2 separate regions of the Homo sapiens genome follow, and region 1 is linked to region 2. A link is an interaction called in ENCODE POLR2A ChIA-PET data of the cell type or tissue named here. Cell type or tissue: B cell. All regions are shown on one strand.

Region 1 (2,500 bases), 120 kb after region 2:
ACCCAGGAGGCAGAGGTTGCAGTGAGCCGAGATTGCACCACTGCACACCAGCCTGGGCAACAGAGCAAGATTCCGTCTCAAAAAAAAGTACATCCTATACCTCGATAAAGTTGAGAAAAAAAATCTCAGAACTCCTATATATGAAATGGGAATATCCATATAAACCCATCATGTGTTTTCTCTTAGGTAAACAAAGATCTAATTTTCTAGTCATAGCAACTAAAAATGCCTAGGAGAAATGACAGCACAGGAGCACTGAATACCTCTAACACCATGTATGGTTTCTACCATTTCCCACGAAAAGGAGCTGGGGCCAGGGCTAGGTGGCTCACTCCTGTAATCCCAGCACTTTGGGAGGCTGAGGCAGGAAGATGGCTTGAGGCCAGGAGTTCAACACTAGCCTGGACAACATGGGGAGGCCCTGTCTCTACATAAAATCTTTAAAAACAAGGAGCCAGGGCTTCTGGAGGAATGGCTGATTCCAAGTCCCAGCAGGTCATGGGGCAGGTAACGCTGGGGTCTTGTGAGACCAGGAAGCAAGGAAGCTTCCAAACCCTAAGGGATGCCTGGTAGCTACAGATGAGACAAGTGAGCATTAAAAAAAAATCCAGTACATATCAAAATCAAAATCTGGGCCAGGTGTGGTGGCTCACGTCTGTAATCCCAGCAATCAGGGAGACCGAGGTAGGAGAACCACTTGAGCACAGAGGCGGAGGTTGCAGTGAGCCGAGATCATGCCATTGCACTCCAGCCTGGCTGACAGTCAGACGATGTTGCAAAAAAAAAAAAAAGTCAAACTCTGTGCTTTCATAATACTAAAACAAATACAGCTCAGGCTTCTGAAAACTGGCCAAGAATCCAGCTCTTGGCAGGGAGTGGTGGCATGCTCTTGTACTCCCAGCTACTACTCAGGAGGCTGAGATGGGAGGATCACTTGAATCCAGGAGTTCAAGACCAGCCTGGCCAACGTAGCGAGACACTGTCTCTACAATAATTAGTAACAATTTTTTTAAAAAAAACCTAGCACTTAACCTGCCTCCCTTGTACAAATGAGTCCCAGGTTATAAAAAGAGGATGAGGAAAAGTTCTGCTTCCGATTCCAGCTGATCAGCTGTGACAGGAGAGAAACAGATAATGATCCCACAGGATCCAAAACCATCAGGTGTAAAACTGATGGGAGCCCAACAAGGGGTAGACAGGAACTCAGTCTACTGCTTGATCTCACATCATCAAGAGAAACCAGCAACACCTACCTCCTGAACAAGAACAAAATGCACCTGTGAAGTCATCGTGCCAAAATCTCAAACCCGAATCTGATCATGCATTCAGGGCACTTCCTGCTATGATGAAACGTTCTCTATCTGCACTGCCTAGTACAGAAGCCATTGGCCTCTGTGGCTATCACACAGCTGAAGTGTGGCAGTGTGGCTGAGGAACTGAGTGTGTAATTTTATTTCATTTTAATTTGTTAATGTAAATAGCCATGTGTGACGAGTGACTATGGTATTGCACAGCACAGCTCTGACACCTTAACCAACACCATGGGGATGTGATCTGCAAAATCCCTACTAGGGAAGAGAATGTCAACTAGAGGACAAACACCCAGAGTTTTCAACAAATAAATCACAAGAACAAAGAAAAGGAGACGGAGTCTACCAACAGATGAATGGATAAAATGGTCTGTGCGCATGGTGGTATATTACTCAGCCAGAGAAAGGAATGAGGTGCTGAAGCATGCTACAATGGAGATAGACCTCAAAAACATGATGTCTCGTCAAAGAAGCCAGACACGAAAAGCCTCATATTGCACGATTCCAATGACATGAAATATCCAGAACAGGCAAATCCACAGACACAAAAAGCAGACTGGGTGTTGCCAGGGACTGGAGGAGAGGGAATGGGGAGTAACTTCTAATGGGTATAGGGTTTCCTTCTGGGTGATGAAAACGTTCTTGAATTATAGTGATGATGGTTGTACAACTCTGTGAAAACGTAAAATCACTACATCAGGCCAGGCATGGTGGCTCACACCTGTGATCCCAGTGCTTTAGGAGGCCAAGGTGGGAGGACTGTTTCAAGTCTGGAGTTTGAGACCAGCAAGGACAACATAGTAAGGCCCCGTCTCTACAAAAAAATTTAAAAATATAGTCAGGTGTGGTGGCATTTGCGTGTGGTTGAAGTTACTCGGGAGGCTGAAGCAGGAGGATCATTTGAGCCCAGGAGTTCAAGGCTGCAGTGAGCTGTGACTGGGCCACTGCACTCCGGTCTGGATGACAGAGGGAGACCATGTCTCCAGAAGAAAAAAAAAAATTACTAAATCAAATGAGTGAATATTATGGTATGTAAATTATAGCTCAATTTCTTAAAGTGCTAATCTGTTTAAAAACAAAAAGAACTGAGCAATGACTTGTGCCTGTAATCTCAGCAACTTGGGAGGCTAAGGCGGGGGGATCACTCAAGCACAGGAGTTTGAGACCAGCCTGCGGCAACACAGTGAGAC
Region 2 (2,500 bases):
GGGAGCAGAGAACACGCCACTGCACTCCAGCCTGGGTGACAAAGTGAGACTCTGTCTCACAAAAAAAAAAAACAAAAAAGAAGAAAGCTAGAGTGTGGGTGGTATCACTGCAGGGATGGGGGGGCCCTACCTATGTAATGGGGGACCAGCATGGATTGGGGGGAGTCTGCATATGTTTGGAAGAGTCTGCATGCGTCTGGCGGGGGTCTCCACATTGTTCAGGGGAAAGGGGTCTGTGTGTATTTGCGGGACGGCCATGTGTTTAGGGAGATCTGTATGTGTCTGTGCATTTGGGGGATTGGCATGTGTTGGGGCATCTGGGTATGTCTGAGTGTTTTTGGGGTCTGTCTATGCAGAGGGAATAGGATGTGTTTTGGGGATGTGTGTGTTTGGAGAGCTGTGTGGGTTGGGGGGTTTGGCGTATCGTGAACTGCATGTATTTTGGGGACTTTCGCAGGAGGAATACTTGTGTATTTGGGGGATCTGTTGTTTCGGGCATCTGTGGATTTTCTGCGGCTCTGTTTGGGGGTCTCCGTGTGTGGGGAATATTTCTACCTCCCATTATGCCCATACAAGGATGGAGTGACCCCCAACCCCATCCGCCCCTGTCCCTCAGCACTCCACCAGGGACTTTTTGGGGCCCGCAATCTGAGCTGGGTTCCCCCAGGATGGAGAGGTGACCCCAAGGCCTTCTGAGAGGCATCAGGACCCATCGACCACAAATCCTCCCCGCATCTGTAAAGCACCTTACTGTGAAGCCCCTCCCCCCAGTTCAGCGAGGTGGCCCCTGCTGCCCCCTGACTTTCTGGAGGAGGAAACTGAGTTCCAGAGAAGCTCAGCAACAGGGGAGTCACTGCCCGAGCCCACCGTCTCCCCTGAGTCCCTGAGGGCAGGTGCGGGGCTCCAGGGACCGCTGTGAACTGAGCCAGGCCGCCAGGTCACCTACATGCCCCCCCACCTGGGTACCACCTCCCTAGGCCCCCGGGGAGGAGGCGGGCCCAGGGCTCTGGCTGGGGAGGGAGGGTCGCCTGCAGCTGGGGTCGGAGCCGCTGGAGCCCCCAGGAGAGGGGAGGAGGGGTCCTGGCTTTCCAAGGGGCTCTTCCTGTCGCCCATAATGAGGTACTTGGGGAGCAGGTGATGAAACCACAGCCTGGGTTGCGTGAGGCGGGGCGGCAGGCCTGATTCGCTGCAGGGGCCGGGAGCAGCGCCCCCTCCCCGCTTCACCGCCTCCCGCGGGCCCTCACCCCCACCCCCACCCAACCCACCTGCCTCTCACTTCTCCTTTCCCGGCCTGGGTTCCTCTGCCAAGCCGTGGCCTCCCTGCGGGCTCAGGGGTCTGGCGAAGTGACTCTGCAGCTCATCCCCCCAGTAAAGTCCCGCAGGGGTGCCAAGAAAGGGAACTTGACTTGTTCCTAATCTTTTCTCTTAAACCCCTCTGCAAAGCCTGTGAGGTTAGGATCCTGTGACCCATTTTATGGGGGAGGAAGCAGGTGACTGATGACAGTATTTCAAGGTGGTCTTGCAGGATGCTGTACTGACTCAGCGCCCCCAGTTCCAAGGCCCAGACCTTCTTCCTTTTGGTTTCCCAGAAGCCAGAAGAAAAGTTCAATAGAGGCCCCCGTGTGGTGGCTCACACCTGTAATCCCAGCACTTTGGGAGGCCAAAGCAGGCGGATCACTTGAGGTCAGGAGTTCGAGACCAGCCTGGCCAACATGCTGAAACCCCGCCTCTACCAAAAATATAAAAAATTAGCTGGGTGTGATGGTGTGCACCTGTAATCCCAGCTACTCGGGAGTCTGAGGCAGGACAATCGCTTAAACCTGGGAAGCAGTGGTTGCAGGGAGCCGAGATCACGCCACTGCACTCCAGCCTGGGCAACAGAGCGAGACTCCATCTCAAAAAAAAAAAAAAAAAAAGTTCAGTAGACCCCTGCTCCCTACCCTCTTCCCAGCTGGTGGGAGAAGGATTCTCACCCCCAATTAACAGGTAAGAGAACTGAGTCCTACCACGCAGAGAGGCCAGAGGGGAAGGGTCAGTGGAAGGGTGGGATTCCCTCCAGCACCCCATCTCCATTACTGGGGGGCTAAGGGGCCTCGCCAGGCTGGGGAGATGATAATCTATGGCTTGAAGGACTTCAGGGTAATGTTTGTTGATTGACTTAGTGACCACAGATACTGCCAGAAAGTTTCTGATGCTTCCGCACTCCTGAGCTCTTCTTTTGTCCTCCCAATTCCCCCTCACCCCCACATCGCTCAGGCCTGGGATCACCAGGCTCCTCTTCTATCCCAGGTCACCAGCACATCCTGCACCCTTTGGTCACCACTTCTGCCCAGGTGCCACCCCTGTCTCCATTCAAACTCTGTATTTCCCACTGGCCCAGCCTCTTCCTGTCACCTCACTCTAGCCTGAACAGACACTGCTCCCCACAGCAGCCATAAGCAGCAAGGAGCTTTTTTATTTTTAGAGACAGGGTCTTACTCTGTCACCCAGGCTGGAGTGC

The links. ChIA-PET counts read pairs that join two places held together with the same protein. Peaks named below come from ENCODE experiments on the same cell type or tissue, not always from the same donor. Only the 100,000 strongest peaks of a DNase experiment are listed, where the experiment ranks them.
Region 1: POLR2A ChIA-PET joins it to region 2 with 9 read pairs; 5 of 35 experiments call an interaction of 5 or more read pairs at or near these places.

The regions. Positions count from the first base shown.
Region 1 is chr19:19,038,946-19,041,445 of GRCh38, reverse strand. The region is part of intron 2 of ARMC6 (armadillo repeat containing 6); the gene reads right to left. Among named protein-coding and RNA genes, the nearest start is that of ARMC6, 6.6 kb to the right of the region's middle. In B cell, no CTCF peak of the experiment used is centred here; a DNase peak (open chromatin) is centred at 1,305; H3K27ac peaks cover 2,125 bases.
Region 2 is chr19:19,159,384-19,161,883 of GRCh38, reverse strand. The region is part of intron 5 of BORCS8-MEF2B (BORCS8-MEF2B readthrough); the gene reads left to right. The region is part of intron 1 of MEF2B (myocyte enhancer factor 2B); the gene reads left to right. Among named protein-coding and RNA genes, the nearest start is that of MEF2B, 9.6 kb to the left of the region's middle. RefSeq lists a silencer at 936-1,265 and an enhancer at 511-1,486. In B cell, no CTCF peak of the experiment used is centred here; a DNase peak (open chromatin) is centred at 1,223; H3K4me3 peaks cover 1,035 bases; H3K27ac peaks cover 774 bases.